Linked DNA regions of Homo sapiens: region 1 is linked to region 2. Evidence: chromatin loops called from intact Hi-C (ENCODE). Cell type or tissue: heart left ventricle. All regions are shown on one strand. Links, peaks and the distances in the headings refer to the core of each region. The heading gives the core; the rest is flanking DNA.

Region 1 (8,833 bases), core at 544-8,543, 77 kb after region 2:
GCTGCTTTCCAGGCAAAGGCCTTCTCCCTCCAGGCTTGTCCAAGAAGACGGGGAGGTGGTGGGAGAGAAGAGGAAGAGATGGAAGGGCTGTGAAAGCGGGGACCGGGTGAGGGCTGGGGCTGAGGAACAGGTAGGCGGCGGGCCCAGGCTGGCCAGTGCTGTGTGCAGGCCCGGGTCCCAAGGCCTCCGAGGCCACTCTCCCCACGACCCACCCCCTCCCCACGCTTCGCTCATCCTTTTTTCTTTCTCTCTTTCTTTTCTTTCCTCCCTTTCTCTCTTTCTTTCTTGTTTTAAACAAAGGTGTCCGTTTCAAAGACAGCAGGGAATGGCTGAGTTGAAGGAGGGATGCAGTCATTTAAGGCGAAGCCCGAGGAAGGAGCAGAGGCGTGAGGGCTGCTGCGTCCAAGACCGGGGAGAGGGGCTGAAATCGCGGACTCTCTCTGGGGGACCCAGGAGACTGCTCCTCCTGGCAGGACCCCTCTCTCCCAGAGCGGCATCGCGCAGACAACGCGCCTGGTGCCCGCCCCTCAGGACCGGACGCCGGGTGTCGTGGGGTGCCTAGGACCCCCGCCCGCTTCCGTCGAGCGCCCGCCCCCGGCTTCCCGCGCCGGCTCCAGCGCCCCCGCCGCTCCCTCCCGCAGCCGGCCCCGCTCCCCTCCCCGCCCCTCCCGGCGCGCGTGCGCCCCGTGCCCGCGCCCCTCCCCCGCCGCCGTGGGCGCGCTCGCGTGCCCGTCGTCCCGGGCGGGAGCTGGAGACGGCCAGCGGCTGCTGGACGAAGAGCGGGCGCCGGGAGCTCCGAGAGCGCGGCCGGGCGAGGCGGGAGCGCGGGCGCTGGCCTGGCCGCGGGCGGGGGCCGCCGCCGCGCCGCTGCCCCCCTGTCGCGGGCCGGGCCGCGGCGCCGAGCGCGAGGGCCGGGCTCCCGGGGCTGGCGGCCATGGGCAGGAGCCGGAGGCGGCAGCGGCAGCGGCGGGCCCCGCGGGCGGGGAGGCGCGCGGCCCACGGCCCCTGACGGCCCCTGGCGGCCCGGCGCGCCCCCGCGCTCCCTGGGGGGCCGTAGCCTGGCAACGCCCGGCGCGCCCGCCCATCCCCCGCTGCCCTTTTTCTCCTGGCCGGGTGCGAGGGAGCATGCCCGCGCCTGGCCTCGGCCAGCGAAGAGTTAACCTGAGGGGCGAGCCGCTGCCCCCACCTCGGGGGCGTGCCCCCCTCCCCCGCTAGGCGGCCCGCCCCCCGCGCCAGGGTATGGCCCCTGGCCCCGGCCCGGGACCCGAGGTCCCGCGCCCGGGTCAGTGAAAGGCGTCTTCCCGTTCCCGCCCTCCGCCTCCTCTCGCCGGCCAGCAACATGGGATGTAATATGTGCGTGGTCCAGAAACCGGAGGAGCAGTACAAAGTGATGCTGCAGGTAGGGCCGCCGGCGCTGCGGCGGGGGCGCGGCCCTCCGCGGGGAGGAGCGGGCCAGTGGGGAGGCCCGGAGCGGCGGGCGTGGGAGAGCGGGAGGGCTCGAGGAGGACAAGGTAGGGAGCCGTCCGCACCCTCCCATCCTGGGGCTGTTGGGTGTTGGCGCTCCGTGGGAACCAGCCACGGGTGGGGTGGGAAGTTGGGGTTGGCCCGGGTGGGGCGCGCTTCCGTCCCGGGAGGCGCGGTGCGGCGGGCGCGGGATGGAGGTTGCATAGCAACGAGCGCAGTTCCCCGCACACGCTCTCCCCGCAGGACCCAGGGCGGGGGAGGGAGCCAGGCTCCCGCCGTGCGGGGGGCGCCGAATCTAGATCCCGGCGGGCCTGGAGCGTGGGAGTGCGTGGGCGTCCCCGGGCGCGGTCCAAGTCCGTCCGGGGGCTGGGTGCCCACCCCGACACCCACTCCCGCCTGGCCCTGCCCGAACGATGGGCTCCCGGGCCTTAGGCGTCTCGGGTGAGTGGGCGCCGCCGGGATCAGCGGGTTGGGCTCTCTGCGGGTGGCAGTGCCTGGCCGGGCTTTGCGGGGCGTGGACCAGCAGGGCCCCGCGGGGAGGGAAGGAGACGCGGGGCCCGGAGCTCGGACCTGGAGCCCAGCCCCGCGGCCCGGAACGGGGCTTCTTGCCTGTGCGTGGCGTGACTACGTGAGTGCGTTCCTGTGCCCCGTCTCTGTGTGCGCGGAGGCTCCCCCGGCCCCGCATTTGTGTACTTTCTGTGTGCACCCTGCAGACTGTCTAGAGAAATGTCCCGGATGCTGTGGGCTGAGACCTCCTAGGGCTAAGTGGAGGGAGGTCAAGGTCAAGGCACCCAGGAGCAGACAGGGCTCAGACAGGTATGCGTTTAGTGGCCTGGATTCAACTCCCGGGTTTATTGGTCTGGACTGGGAAGGAATCAAGTGCTTTGCAGGAGGGGTGTTGGCTTGGGAGAACGTGGGGGAACCCGTGCAGGGATCGGCGAGAACTCCGGGGCGGGGGCGGGGGCGGGGGAAGGAGGGGCTGGGCACGGGGGAGAATTCCCAGGAATCCGGGGACTGACTTCACGCTGTGAGCCGAGCTCCTCTGGCCACCTGGTGCGGGAGCCGAGGGGCAGGGCGGGGACGCAAATCTTGCCCCACCCTGGCGGAGCTCCTGGTCCTCTCTCCCCGGCCCTTCTCCGGGGGTGCGCGGGGCCCTCGGCTTCTCCCGTTCGCTGTCCTCCGCCTTCTTCCCTCTCAGTTCCCGGCTGCCACTCCTCGTCTCTTGTTCCCGCTGTTTGGAAACCTTGTGTGGCCATTGCCAGCCCCCTAGCGGGATAGGAATGCGACCGAGAGGGCGTCCTGTGGAATCCGTGTTGGATTCCAGGGCTGGGATGGTTGGTTGACGGGGACTCTGGATCCCATCCTCCTGCTTCCTTTTCGGGAGTCATTCCATCAAACGGCAAGCGATTTCTCCAAGCGATTCCTCCGGGGCCGTTTTGACTTTCCTGGAGAAGGATTGGTGTCGCACTTCATTTAAGGCCAACCTCGTGGGGACGTGTGGATAGGGGAGAGCGACCCGAGCTGCACCCCAGGCCTGAAATGAGCCATGGGACGACACCGGTAGCCCTTGGGGCTCCCCACAGCCCTCCGGGAAGGCCTCGGCAGGTCGGGCTGGGCCTGCCTTCAGGGAGGTGAACTTGGGTGGGCCCTCCCTGCTCTGCGCCCTAAGCTCTCCTTCATGGAAGGGACTTGCCCACCCCAAGGAGACCCGCCAGGAGGAGGGCCACTGCCGCATGCGCCCTCTGTGCGCTTTCCTGCTGGGCTCCCTTTGAAACCGTGGGAGTTTGGCTGCAAACTTTCACTTTCTACATTCCTCCTTGGCCCAATCAAAGCCGGGATTTTACGAGGAGAACCATCCTTCACAACTAAGGGAAAACAAGAGGACTGAAAAAAGTAGATACGGAAAGCAGTGCAAGCCATGAGCTGTCCCAGGGGACTGCGCTTCTGGGGGTGGACGCATCACCAGGTCCCAGCCTCTTCAGAGGAGAAGGAGCTTTTGTTCCAAAAGACAGGTCAGCTTCTGGGACCCCGTGCCTGCCTCCCGGCCTCCTTAAACACGGGTGCTCCCCCATCTTTAGGGGGCACTTCTCCCTGTCCCCCCTGAGTAACCTCGTCCGCACCTTGTCAGGGTGAGGCACTTCATGGGCCTGATTTTCAGAAAGAAGCACATGTGCATCTGCAGCGCCTTCCATCTACAATCCACAGAGGCCTGGGATCCCCAGGCCAGGAACCCCCAAGTCTCTAGCCTAGCCTTGTGTTCCAAGCCATTTTCTGCCAATGACTCACAACACTTCCAAAATTACAGCTGTATTGAGCTATCATTCTCCTACTGCACAACTTACCCTTTCAAAGTGTACAAGTCAGTGGTTTTTAGTATACTCACAAGGTTGTGCAGCCCACACCAGTAATTCCAGAACGTTTTCATCACCCCAAAAGAAACCCTGCACTCCTTAGCAATCACATCCCCATTTCTCCCTCAAACTTCCTAGCCCCTGGCACCCACCAATCTACTTCCTGTCTCTATGGATTTGTTTATTCTAAACATTTCATAGAAACTGACCTTTTGTGTCTGGCTTTCATTAATCATAATGTTTTCAAGGTTCATCCATGTATCAATAGTCAATTTCTTTTTATTGCCAAATAATATTTCATTTTGTGATATACAACATATTTATCCATTCGTCAGTTGATGAGCATTTGGGGTGCTTCCACCCTTGGGCTGTTGTGAATAGCGCTGCTGTGAACACTGGTCTACTTGTATCTGTTTGAGTCCTTGCTTTTAATTCTTTGGAGTGTGTGCCTGTAGCCATTGAACTGTTTTCCACAGTGGCTGGAACCAGTTTACATTCCCACCAGCAACATATAAGGGTTCCAATTTCTCTATATCTTTGCCAACAGTTGTTATTTTCTGGGTTTTTGTTATGGCCGTCCTGCTGGGTGTGAAGTGGTATCTCATTGTGATTTTGATTTGCACTTCCTGTTAGCTAAATGATGAGCACCTTTTCTTGTGCTTGTTGGCCATTTGTGGATCTTCTTTAGAAAAATGTCTGTTCTTAAGCCAGCGCCACACTGCTTTCATTACTGCAGCTTTGTAGTAAGTTTTGAAGTAAGGAAATGAGAGTCCTCCAACTTTGTACGTCTTTTTCAAGACTGTTTTGTCTATTCTAAGTCCCTCAAGTTTCCATATTAATTTCAGGATCAGGTTGTTAATTTCTGGAAAGAAGCCAGTTGGCATTTTGATAGAGATTGCATCAAATTTGTGGATCAATTTGGGTAGTATTGTTCATGAGCATGGGGTGCGTTTTCCATTTATTTAGGTCTTTAATTTCTTTACATGATGTTTTGCACTTTTGTTTAAGTTTATTCATGAGTATTTTCTTTATGATGCTATCATAAATGGAATCGTTTTCTTAATTTTACTTTCAGCCTTCTCATTGCTACTGTATAGAAATACAATTGATTGGCTGAGCGTGTTGGCTCACACCTGTAATCCCAGCACTTTGGGAGGCCAAGGCGGGTGGCTCACCTGTGCTTAGGAGTTCAAGACCAGCCTGGCCAACATAGTGGAACCCCGTCTCTACTAAAAATACAAAAAAAATTAACGGGGCATGGTGATGTGTGCCTGTAATCCCAGCTACTCAGGAGACTGAGGCAAGAGAATCGCATGAACCCCAGAGGCAGAGGTTGCAGTGAGCTGAGATTGCACCGCTGCACTCCAGCCTGGGTGACAGGGCAGGACTCTGTCTCAAAAAAAAAATTGATTTTTATACATTGATCCTATATCTTGCGACCTTACTAAAATTGTTTATTAAGTATAATTTGTTTAGTAGATTCCTCAGGATTATCTACATATTAGGATCATGTCATTGGCAAATAGAAATCGTTTTTCTTCTTCCTTTCCAATCTGGATGGCTTTGATTTCTTTTCTTTTCTTTCTTTCTTTTTTTTTTTTTTTTTGAGACACAGTCTCACTTTGTCACCCAGACTGGAGTGCAGTGGTGCAATCTCGGCTCACTGCAGCCTCCGCCTCCCGGGTTCAAGTGATTCTCCTGCCTCAGCTTCCCATGTAGCTAGGATTACAGGCACACACTACCACACCCAGCTAATTTTTGTATTTTTAGCAGAGACGAGCTTTTGCCATGTTGGCCAGGCTAGTCTTGAACTCCTGGCCTCAAGCAATCCTGCCCGCCTCGGCCTCCCAAAGTGCTGGGATTACCGGTGTAAACCACCGTTCCTGGCCCTTCGATTTCTTTTTCTTGTTAATTTGCTCTGGCTGGAGTCTCTAGTACAATGTTGAATAGAAGTGCCTGTGAATGTCTTTCCCTTGTTCCTCATCTTAAAGGTAAAGAAGCTTCCAGTCTTTCACTAGGGGGTATAAAGTTAGCTGTGGCTTTTTCATAGCTGTCCTTTATCAGGGTAAGGAAGTTCCCATTCTATTCCTAGTGTGTTTTTATCATGAGAGGCATTGGATTGTGCAGTGCTGCTTCTGTGGCTAGTGAGATGACCACATGGTTCCTTTATTCCACGGATGTGGGTTGTCACAGGCACTTTCGTGTGTCATGTCGGAACCTCAGCCCCATTCCTATATTCCAATCATGTCCTCCTAGTTTGGAAAATCTGGGACCTCCCCTGAAAATGGAGGATTACTGCGTGTTGAGTTAGGAAAAGGAAGCAGGCTGGTTGCCCAGAATGGAAGGCAGGAAACAGCATGTCCCCAGCTCCGGAGCCTTTTCTGCAGCCCATGTCCCTCCACTGCCACCAGGCCCCCTTGTCATATATCTCATCGTGGTCCACACTCTGCTGAACTTGTCTTGGCCTTGGCACCCCCTCTCTGACACCATGATGTGCTTGCTAGCATCCGAGCACGCCGGAGATGGTCAGGGGATAAACCCCTGGTACTTAGGACTGGTCTCCCGCCCATCCTACTCAGGCTTTACAGGGGGAGTGGGTCAGGACCGCCTGTCATCTCCCCTCTGTCCACATCGAGGGAGGCCAAAGGACAGCTGGCCAGCCCTTCTGGTGATCTCCCAGGCATTCTTGCCTAAAGCACCTGCATGTGAGCCCCCATGGTGCTGGCAGCCATCCTGGGTGCGTGGCATTCAGCAGGGAGACACTGCAGACAGGGCCTTGCCCCTCCCCCAGACTCCCCTTTTGTTGTTGTTGTTGTTGTTGTTTGAGACAGAGTTTCGCTCTTGTTGCCCAGGCTGGAGTGCAATGGTACGATCTGGGCTCACCAAAACCTCCGCCTCCAGGGTTCAAGCGATTCTCCTGCCTCAGCCTCCCGAGTAGCTGGGATTACAGGCATGCGCCACCATGCCTGGCTAATTTTGTATTTTTAGTAGAGATGGGGTTTCTCCATGTTGGTCAGGCTGGTCTTGAACTCCCGACCTCAGGTGATCCACCCACACCGGCCTCCCAAAGTGCTGGGATTACAGGAGTGAGCCACCACGCCTGGCCCCAGGCTCCCCTTTTTGTAAGGGGGAGACCATCGCCAACATGTAGGCAACTGCGGGGGAGAGAAAGTACTGCTTGAGTGCGGGAGCGTGGCTGGCAGCCAGTGTCCCCTCTTCAGCGACGTCTTCCTCCAAACTGCTCTCCCACCCACCAAGCCAGGTGGCTTCTCTGGCTCCCTCCTGCTTGCATGGGGGCTTCCTGTGAGCAGGGATTTGGGTCTGGCATGGGCACTCTGCCTCCCCGCCTCACCAGCACCAGATGCTGCCAGCACATCCACGCTGGCCTCCACCCTTCCAGGGGAAAGCTGGACTCTCAGTCAACTCAGTGGTTCTGCCGCAGAAGCTGACTGGGGAAGAAGCAGGCTCTGAGAAAGTCCTTGTGGAGTGGAAGAACAGAGGGCTGGACACTGAATTCTGACTGCCATCTTCTGGACCAGGTCATCCTGTTTTGTGTCATTGTCCCAAGATTGTAGAATGCCCTTTCCCCTCTCATCTCGGGGTTCCTGAGGACTGTCCAGTCTGCTGAAATGAAATTCGATAGTGCCAGAGAGCAGATTCGTGGTTGCAGGGATGGGCAGAGGGGCATGAGGACACTTTTGGGGAAGATAGAAATGGCCACTGTCCTGACGGTGGTGATGGTTCCCCAGGTTCATGTATGACATATGAACACCTGCCCTTTGCACACTGAAGATGTGCAGGTTACCACCCAGCAACAGACCTCACCAAAGCTTTAGAACAGGAACTCCATGGCCACATGCACGCATCCTGGGGAGAAAGGTGTCCTTTCCTTCCTTCTACTTCAGGGGCCCTGCCAGAGAAGGCAGTGCAGTGTGGAGATAGGAATGGAGGCAGCCACCAACTGACAGCTGTGTGGCCAGGGGCAAGTCGCTGCATGGCCCACTGGCTCAGTGACTCAGTTTCCTCAACTGTGAAATGGCAGTGAAGAGTGCTTGCGTCCGAGGGCCATTGTGACAAGGAAAACAGATGGTGTGTCCCCCGGGATCTCACTGGGTGGAGGAGGGAGTTGCTGCCCTCGGGCCATTCAGTTGGTCATTAAGAAGTGGAAATTGGCTGGGTGCGGTGGCTCACGCCTGTAATCCCAGCACTTTGGGAGGCCGAGGCGGGTGGATCATGAGGTCAGGAGTTCGAGACCAGCCTGGCCAGCATGGTGAAACCCCATCTATACTAAAAATACAAAAAATTGACCAGGCGTGGTGGCTCACGCCTGTAATCCCAGCACTTTGGGAGGCTGAGGTGGGCGGATCACCTCAGGTCAGGAGTTCGAGACCAGCCTGACCAACATAGAGAAACCCCATCTCTACTAAAAATACAAAATTAGCCGGGCATGGTGACACATGCCTGTAATCCCAGGTACGCGGGAGGCTGAGGCAGGAGAATTGCTTGAACCCGGGAGGTGGAGGTTGTGGTGAGCTGAGATCACGCCATTGCACTCCAGCTTGGGCTCGAAACTCCATCTCAAAAAAAAATATATATATATATATTAGCTGGGCATCATGCACCTGTAGTCCCAGCTACTCGGGAGGCTGAGGCAGGAGAACTGCTTGAACTCAGCAGGTGGAGGTTGCATGAGCCAAGATCAAGCCACTGCACTCCAGCCTAGGTGACAGAACGAGACCCTGTCTCAAATAAATAAATTAATTAAATAAAAAATAATGAAAAAGGAAATTATATGGAGAAGGCCTTACATCTGGGTATGTCACAGTTAATGCCCAGTGACAGAAGAATGTCCAATATTATTCTGAGAATTTCTCTCAGGAAAGGGACCTCCAAGTTTTGAAGAAGTGTGATGTAGTACAATATTAGTTAGGACAGCCTGGGCAACATATTGAGACCTTGTCTCTACAAAAATAAAAAATTGCTCAGGCGTAGTGGCATGCGCCTCTAGTCCCAGCTTC
Region 2 (8,833 bases), core at 343-8,342:
GCGAAGGCTCAAGATGTGGCCCTGGCAAGCGCACAACCTGGGGGACCCTGCTCCGTGCTCTGTACCATGGGCCCTGTGAACACTGTCGGGCTGAACGTGGAAGCCCGCGGGACAGTTGCTAAGCCCAAGGAGGAGAGAGCCCAAGAACATGCGGGTGTCCCAGGTGTGGCCAAGCCCCCAGGCCCAGGGAGCCCAGGGAGGGTCCGGTAGACACGGAGGAGCAGGAGCGGGAGCCAGGGACAGGGCAGCCAGGAGACGCCATGGGAGGACATTGACTGGGGAGTCCCCGCACGCTGGCGGTCCCTGAGGCCATGGGCAGGGGGCTGTGATCTCTGCCAGGGAAAGAGTGGGGGCGAGAAGAGGGGGGTCCCCACTTCCGGGCTAAACCAAGGAATTGCTGTCCTCAGAGGAGACTGTGACAGAGACACCAACAGGGACAGGAGGGATGCCAGGTGCAAAGTGGGGGAGAGTGACCTGGAGGCTGAGGGACTGGGGATGTTGGCTGAGGGCTTGCTTTGGGAGTGGGAGGAACTCAGGTGGGTCTTGGGCAGGGTCAGTCGGGGGAACTCACTGGTCACTCTCCCTTTCTTTCCCCTCCGCTAGGCTGTGGCACAGAACATGGACTCTGTGTTTAAGGAGCTCTTGGGAAAGACCTCTGTCCGCCAGGGCCTTGGGCCAGCATCTACCACCTCTCCCAGTCCTGGGCCCCGAAGCCCAAAGGCCCCGCCCAGCAGCCGCCTGGGCAGGAACAAAGGCTTCTCCCGGGGCCCTGGGGCCCCAGCCTCACCCTCAGCTTCCCACCCCCAGGGCCTAGACACGACCCCCAAGCCACACTGAGGTGCCGCTGCTGGAGATGCGTGCCCCCGGCGGCTACCCGCTGGACCGGCCACTCTCCCCAGCCCCCTTGCTTCTCTCCAGCCCTGTCCAGCAAGTGCAGGGTGCCTGCACTTCACCCTGTGCAGAGAGGTGGGATGGGGCCGTGCACACAGGGATGCCCGCTCCACATCCTGCCTGCCCCTCAGCCCTGGCCCAGGCCCCTTTTGGAGGCAGCTGAGGAAGGATGCTGGGGAAAGCCCTCTTCTGCAGCTTTGTGGAAGGCTGATCAGTGGCTGCTGGGTGGCGGGTACCCTTGCTCAGATGCCTGGCAGGGCTGGGTGGCGATTCATAAAGACCTCGTGTTGATTCCCCGATGGGAGCCAGCTCTCTGTCTCGGGTGGGCAGGTGGGTGCTGGAGGTGAGAACAGCTTCCCCAGGGGTCCTGCAGCTTTGAAGACTTGGCTGCCTGCGCCATGGATTCCAGAGCTGTGCACGTGACTGTGGGTGTGTGTGGGGAGTCTGTGTATGTCTCTGTGCTGCCTCCACACCCACCGTTACCCGGATCCAAGGAGACCCCTTGCCATGTGGAAAATGAGCTCCAATTTTTATTAGGGAGAGAATGAGGAGGGAGGGATTAGAAAGGCGGAGACAGGAAGGTCCCCTGGCCCCAGCCTGGTCCTTCCTTTTCAGGCCCCTGGGACCGCTGTCTCACCTGGGGGCACCTGCTCCCTCTTTCCTGCCACTCCTCAGGCCTCTGCTGCAGCCCCTCCTACACCCAGCTCAGTGAGCTGACCTGAGGGGCCCCCACAGTCCTGGGGCCTGAAGCTCTCCTCATACAGCTGGGGATGTGGAGACCCAGGCAGGGGCTGTGGCTTGTCCAGGGCCACACAGTGTCCCAGCCTCGGGGCCACAGGCTCTGGCCAATTCTCCACGGGTCCCCCTCCCAGTGGCTCCCAGGACCAGCCCCAGGAAGGCAGCTGAGCTTCTCAAAGCCTCTAGAGGCAAGACACCCAACAGCTCCTCACGATGAAGTGTCCTTGGCCAGGGAGGAGCTGGCGGTGGTGCAGGACTCATCTTGGGGACCCAGGCTGGGTGGGGTGCGTCCCCGGGCACAGCAGAGCAAGCTTCGCAGCTCTGAGGACACGCTGCTGCTGAAAGATGCATAGATCCAGGGGTTGGTGCAGCTGTTGAGGCTGGCCAGCAACATGAGTAGCACAAAGGGCGCCCCTGTGGAGGTGGAGGATCTAGGTTGGGTTCAGGATGGCTGGTGGGGCACAGGGGCATGCGGCCAAGCCCAAGTGGCCCCGTCAGCCCTAGCCACGGCTACACCCACCTTCCAGAGGTGCCTCCGGGTCCCACGCGGCCCACAGCTGCACCAGGAAGAAGGGTGCCCAGCACAGCACATAGACGACCACAATCACTAGCGTCATCCTCACAGTCTTGGCCACAGCTGCTGACACGTGGGCTCCCTCACCGGGGCTGCCTGTCCGGCGTCCCCTGCGGCGCCCCCCAGGCCTCTCTGATGGCCCTGGCACCAGACTGGCATGAATCTCCCGGAAGATGAGCACCTGGCAGGCGGCGATACCCAGGGTAGGTGCCACGAACACCATCAGGGCAATCCAGGTGACATAGGTGCGACGGCCCCAGGGCTCCGCAAAGCAGGCCCAGCAGTCAGTGACCCCGCTGCCACCTTCCACGTTGCGCTGGGCGAAGATGAAGAGCTGGGGCAGGCTGAGAAGGAGCGAGAAGGCCCAAGCCACTAGCACCGGCCGGTTCCAGTGAGCCCCACTTCCATGGCGGTACGCCAGCATGGGACGGCAGATGGCACGGTGGCGGTCCAGCGTCATGGCCAGGATCATGTAGGAGGAGGCATACATGCCCACCATCTGCAGATACTTCACGGCCCGACACAGGGCATCTGGCCCACGGAAGCGGTCGGTGGCCTTCCAGGCCAGCTGGGGCAGCACTTGGAACAGAGCCACGGCCAGGTCGGCCAGGCACAAGTGGCCAATGAAGACGTGTATGGGTGCCCAGTGGCCCCGCCGGCCCCGCCGAGCTAGGGCCGCCAGCACCAGGCCATTGCTCAGGGCCACAGCCACAAAGACTATGGAGAGCAGCGCCAGCTCCGCCCGGGCTAGCAGCGGGTCCCGGGTGTCCAGTGGCCTCTCCTGGCTGCTGTTGCTGGGCAGGCTGGGCAGAGAGGGATGCCCAGGCACAGCTGGGAAGGAGTCGGGAAGAGGGCCTGGTTAGAGAGGGTGCTGTGCAGGGGGACTCAGGCCTGCCTCCCGTGCCCCCATCCGGACACCCACTTCCTGGCTCCTAGCAGAGGGGACTCCAGGAAAGCCATGTTATGAGGGATACACACCCCAGGCTCATGCAGTCCAGAAGGAAGGGCAGCCCCAGCCCCAGCCCCAGCCCCAGCCCTGGCGGGGAAGTGGGGCTGTGCTCCCCTCCCCACTCATTGGCAGCCTGGAGAGACACACCCAGAGGTGAGGGTGAAGGAGGTCTTTAGAAAGAGGGGCTTCCCTGAATCGTCAAACCCACTCTGCCCACCGGACTCATGGAGGGGCAAGCCTTACCGGAAGTGGTGGACGCCATGAGCATGGTGGGGCTGGGGCAGGTGTTCTGAGGGCCTGGAGGTGATGTGCGGACTCAGCCTCTGCCTGAGGAGCAAGTTCAATGGCCCAGGGTCTCTGGACTGGAGCCCTTATAGAGATGCCAGCATGGCAGATGCCTGTTGGCGTGTGTGCACGTGTCGGTGGCAGTATGGCCAGTCCTGGGCAGGGAAGATTGAGAGGGATGGTCAGACAGACGGATGCACAGAACCCAGGATCCCCCAGGCAGCCCATGAGTCCCGGGTTTGGGAGTGGGCACCCCAGACAGACACGCAGAACTCCCCTGCCCCAACCGAGGCCGAGAGAGGCCACCATCCGAGGGCTGGGGACTGGGCAGGGGGGCAGGCAGGCGCAGCCCCTTACCTGGCTGGGCTCCTGGGCAGCTGGGCGGTGGCGTGAAGGTGGCTGGGTGCTCAGATCTGCTCTCCATCGGCTGCCCTGCCCTGGCCCAGCCCAGCCTCTGGGAGTGACCTGGCCAGGAGGGGACTTCCTCCCCCTCCCCCTTTCCCCCAGGCCTCCCCTGGCCTCCTGTTTCCCTTCCTTTCCCCAGGGCCTCCCTGGTCCCGGCCCAGGACTCCCTCCTCCCACTGCCATAGCCTCCACGCCCACCCTCACCCTACCACGCCCCCCTGGTTGGATTGTCTGGGTTGGCAGTGCTCTGGGAGGTCACTTAGTTCAGCATTCCCATTTTATAAGTGGGGAAACTGAGGCCAGAGAGCGGTGGGTCTGGCCCAGGACTGCGCTGCTTTTTCATGGGAGCTTCACGCCCCCTTCCCAAGTTGGGGTCCTCCTGCTCCTCGCTGGGCCCAGGCAAGGAAGGGGTGAAAACACTTTCGCTGGGCCCCTCCCAGGCCCACGCAGGCCCCTCCTCCTCCCCAGTTAGGGCCCAGTTGGCCGGAGACGAGGGACAGGAAAGGGAGGAGTGGGGCAGGGGCCAAGCCAGGCTTCACGAACCCCTGTGAGATCCAGGGACACCCCCACCCTCTTCCTCCTGCCCCACCTGCAACTACCTGTCCTAGGAAGAGGGGCTGGGGACCTCCGTGTGCTCACGGGCTCCCTCCCACCACACACAACCTCACATGATACAGCCACACAGCCACAAACACACAACACAGAGACGCTCGCTCATGTTCTTGAACATACCATGAGTATGGACGCACCTTCCCTGTACCTGAGCCCTCCTCCTCCCTCCCCCAACACCTCTCTCCTTCCCCTGTCCCCACACCCCCTCCAGCCCCCATCCCAGTAGTTCTCTTTCCACTCCCCCCGCACCCAGGCCTGGCTTGGCTCAGCCGAGGCCAGCCCAGCCCAGCCCAGCCCAAGGCAGCTGCTTTCTTCCTGTTTGTCTGTCTTCTCTGTTGCCTGTGAAGCCAGAGACCAAAACAGCCTCACGGACCAGGCCCAAGTCCGGCCCGCGGCCAAGGCCTCCTCTTCCTGCCCAGAGAGCCTGGCAGCACCCTGGCCCCTCCCGGCCCTGTTAGGGTGGTGGGAACACAGGGTGGGCATTTTCCAGAGACAGCGCACACACCACACCACATACATACATGCACACAGCCACACGCCACACACACATGCACCCACCACACACCCATACGCCACACCACACACACACCACACCATGCACACATATATTACACACCACACACATGCACACATCACACACTCCCATACGCCACACACCCACACATGTACCCACCACACAGCCATACACACCACATACGCACAGCCAACACCACACACGCACACACCCGCAGCACACACAGGTGCACATCACACCCCGCATCTTTGCCATGTTTTTGCAGAGCCCCTTGGGGGCAGGCTGCAGAGTGCTGGCACCCCAGGCCTGACGCTTCAGCTGCATCTCCTCAGCGCATGCACATCCTCATGCTGTCCCCAATAACCGCATGCTGTCACTAATCTAGGAGCATAGAAAAGGCCTTCCTAATGCCACCCAGATCAGTGGAATAGGAGATGGCTTCCCTCAACTGGCAGAGAATTTGGGGACCCTGGCTGGGGAATAGGAAAGCAAGGCTCCAGCCCCTGCTTGGCCCCTGCCCAGTAGTGTGACCTTGAACAGGCCACGCCAGCTCTTGGCACCTCAGCTTCCCCTTCTGTGCAATGGGACTTGATGATTGAGGGAGACTACGGTGGTAAGATGGGCAGGGGTGGGGACTGGCAGGGCCTTGGGAAAGCCTTTGTTCCCTCCGTCTAAAGCCGGCTAGGGCGAGGAATCCATGCTAACCTTTTGGGGTGAGCAGACAACCATCTCCTTATCAGTTTCTCTGCCTGAACGAGGCTGTGCAGTGCCGGATCTCAGCAGCAGGTTGGGACCTCCCCTAGCAATGTGGCCAGGCCCGTGGCAATCTCTGCCCCCCTGGACTCCTCGCTTCCTGTTGTTAAACTAGGGAAGAATCTGGAGGAAGGGCCCGCATGGCGGTCTCCTCTGGGATGCAAGAAGCCAGATCAGGATCCAGTGCCATTCTGCTCAGCCAGGACCCCGGGGAGGAACTGGGAGCCACATGGGCAGGCACTACATGGAACTGTGCCAGGAGAGAGGCCCTGGGCAGCCACCCCTCGGGGGCCAAGAAAGATGGGGCTGGGCAGCAGCTCCCATGGGAAGAAGGGCAGACTGTGCTGATTCACGCTAGGCCCACATGAGTCACTCAAGCCCCTGCCCTTGGGCGTTAACGGGCAGGGCATCTACCTGGGGGTGTGCCAGGCCCCCACTCCTGCCAGCGCAGCCCCTGTGTGCACACCTCCCACTGGTCCCTCTAAGACTTGCAGAAAGGGCTCTGTGAGTGCCAAGGTGTGGCTCCTGATCTTCCAGCCTAGTGTCTGGGCAGAAGAGGACAGGAGGCAGATTGGGGGGACACTGTTTGTCCCTCTCTATCTACCGGTTCCCCATGATCAGAACCTTCCATTCACCAAACTGCAAGTGCCGCTGGCCTAGCACTGTGGCTGCAGAGATGGAAGGACCTGGGCTCTGCCCCAGGAGCACATGGGCTTCTGCAGAGAAGAGTGGAGGCAGGGAGGCTGGTGGAAGCTGTGCCTGTCACCCAGGAGAGAAATGGTGCGACCCACTTAACACTGGGCAGCGGGGCTAGAGGGAGCAGGCAGGTGGAAAAGGCATTTAAAGGGCCCTGAAGGATTTGTAAGGGGTGGAAGACAAAGAGGAGGCAGCCAAGGACGAGGAGAAAGAGGCCCCCGATTGTGTGGGAGGGGTGCATGTGCAGATGGTGGAGCCTGTGGGCAGTGGGAAGGACGGAGCCAAGTGCCTGTCAACAGGAACGGCCCTCACAGGGACTGTGACCCGAAGGAGAATACCTAGAGCCCAGGAGATAGGGAGGAACAACGGGTTGGAGGATGGGATTGAAGGGGACAAAAACAAATTTAATAAAAACTCAAGTGTACTTGTGTGAATGTGAGGGTGTGTGTGAGGGTGTGCGTGTGTGAGGGTGTGAGAGTGTGTGAGGGTGTGTGTGAGAGTGTGCGTATGTGAGGGTGGGCGTGTGTGTGGGGTGTGTGTGGTGTGTGGTGTGTGAGGGTGTGCATGTGAGGGTGTGTGGTGTGTGTGTGGCGTGGGTGGTTGTGTGTGAGGGTGTGTGGTGTGTGTGTGTGTGGCGTTGGGGGGGTTGTGTGTGAGGGTGTGCGCGTGTGTGAGGGTGTGTGCGTGTGTGAGGGTGTGTGCGTGTGTGAGGGTGTGTGCGTGTGCCAATGATGACAGGAAGACAGCCTGCGGATGATCATCTAATTGTGTCCATTCACCTAAGTGAATAATAACTGGGAAAGCTGGACAGAGCCTGTTTATAGCTGCGGAAAGGCAGCCCATGGAACTGGATAGATTAAGAGCCTCGCGGAGTGGAAGGGAGGGCCAGGGTCTCCAGCAGGTGCTGGGGTGAGGGGCGGGGGGTAGAAGGAGGGTGAGCGTTGAGGGCTTGAGGGCCGTACCCATAGATGGCCTCCAGGTCATCATGTGAGAGTCAGGCAGGAGGCGGCTCCCTGGCAAAACTGCAGAGATTTTTTTTTTTTTTCTTTTTTAAAGGCAGTGGCCCCTCCCGCTTTCCTCCCCAGAGGCGGCCGACTGCAGTTGCTGTTAGTGGGCTGTTTGGGTAACTGCCTCGGGGTTTCCCAGTCTGACTTCCTCTTGCTCTCTCTGCCTGCACGTTCCTCCCCCAGATTATTGCAGCAGCTGCTCCGGGTGTCTTCAGTGCTCATGCACTCACCACCCTGGAATGGCCCTCCGCAGGCAATGATTTCTCTCCTCCAGAATGACTTTTTTTTTTTTCGGCTTTATTGAGGTATGATTAGCATACAGTAAAATTCATTAATTGTAATTGTACTGTTCAGTAAGATTTGACAAATGTATACAGTCGTGTAACCACAACCACAATCATGACATAGAATAAATATTTTCGACATTCCAGAAAGTTCCCTCGTGGCCTTTTGCAGTCAAGCTTCTTCCCCTACCTGAAAGCCTAGCAACCACTGATCTATCACTATAGATTTTCCTTTTCTAGAATTTTATATAAATAGAATCATAGAGTATGTAGTATTTTCAAAAATTAGCCGGGCGTGGTGGCGCAAGCCTGTAATCCCAGCTACTCAGAGGCTGAGGCTGGAGAATCGCTTGAACCCGGGAGGCGGAGGTTTCAGTGAGCCGAGATCTTGCCATTGCACTCCAGCCTGGGTGACACAGCAAGACTCCGTCTCAAAAAAAAATAATAATAAAAATAAATAAATAAATAAAAGAGTACATAGTATTTTGTGTAACTTCTTTTTTTTTTTTATATTTTTTTTGGTGGGGAGGAGGCATAGTCTCTCACTCTGTCACCCGGTATACTGAAAGCTTTTATCACAAGTGAGTATTGAATTTTTTTCTTTTTTTTCTTTTTTTTTTTGAGTCGGAGTTTCACTCTTGTTGCCCAGGCTGCAGTGCAATGGCGAGATCTTGGCTCACTGCAACCTTCGCCTCCCAGGTTCAAGAGATTCTCTTGCCTCAGCCTCCCAAGTAGCTGGGATTACAGGCAAGCGCCACCATGCCCAGCTAATTTTGTACTTTTAGTAGAGACGGGGTTTCTTCATGTTGGTCAGGCTGGTCTCGAATTCCCGACCTCAGGTGATCCACCTGCCTCGGCCTCCCAAAGTGCTGGGATTACAGGCATGAGCCACCACACCCGGCCAATTTTTGTGTTTTTAGTAGAGACAGGGTTTCATCATGTTAACCAGGATGGTCTCGATCTCTTGACCTCTGATCCACCCACCTTGGCCTCCCAAAGTGCTGGGATGACAGGTGTGAGCCACTGTGCCTGGCTGTTGTTTACCATTTTTACATCTGTATTAATGAGAGATGCTGGTCTACGTTTTCCCTTTCTGTAATATCTTTGGTTTGGGGATGAGTATAA

What was found. A loop is a pair of places that touch in the nucleus more often than their neighbours do. Peaks named below come from ENCODE experiments on the same cell type or tissue, not always from the same donor. Only the 100,000 strongest peaks of a DNase experiment are listed, where the experiment ranks them.
Region 1: it touches region 2 in a loop (2.5-fold over the local background); 12 of 110 quality-filtered maps call a loop at or near these places.

What each region holds. Positions count from the first base shown.
Region 1 is chrX:153,822,805-153,831,637 of GRCh38, reverse strand. It overlaps PDZD4 (PDZ domain containing 4), which reads left to right and starts at 1,094. Exons shown (of 8, transcript NM_001303512.2): 1 at 1,094-1,399. The coding sequence starts at 1,340. RefSeq lists an enhancer at 4,136-4,714. In heart left ventricle, for the core only: no CTCF peak of the experiment used is centred there; no DNase peak of the experiment used is centred there; H3K4me3 peaks cover 2,479 bases.
Region 2 is chrX:153,899,733-153,908,565 of GRCh38, reverse strand. It overlaps AVPR2 (arginine vasopressin receptor 2), which reads right to left and starts at 3,893. Exons shown (of 4, transcript NM_000054.7): 1 at 3,795-3,893; 2 at 3,396-3,592; 3 at 2,150-3,034; 4 at 1,400-2,043. The coding sequence starts at 3,420. The coding sequence ends at 1,838. It overlaps ARHGAP4 (Rho GTPase activating protein 4), which reads left to right. Exons shown (of 22, transcript NM_001666.5): 22 at 604-1,188. The coding sequence ends at 837. In heart left ventricle, for the core only: no CTCF peak of the experiment used is centred there; DNase peaks (open chromatin) are centred at 2,745, 4,318, 4,818 and 7,541; H3K4me3 peaks cover 1,084 bases; H3K27ac peaks cover 1,511 bases.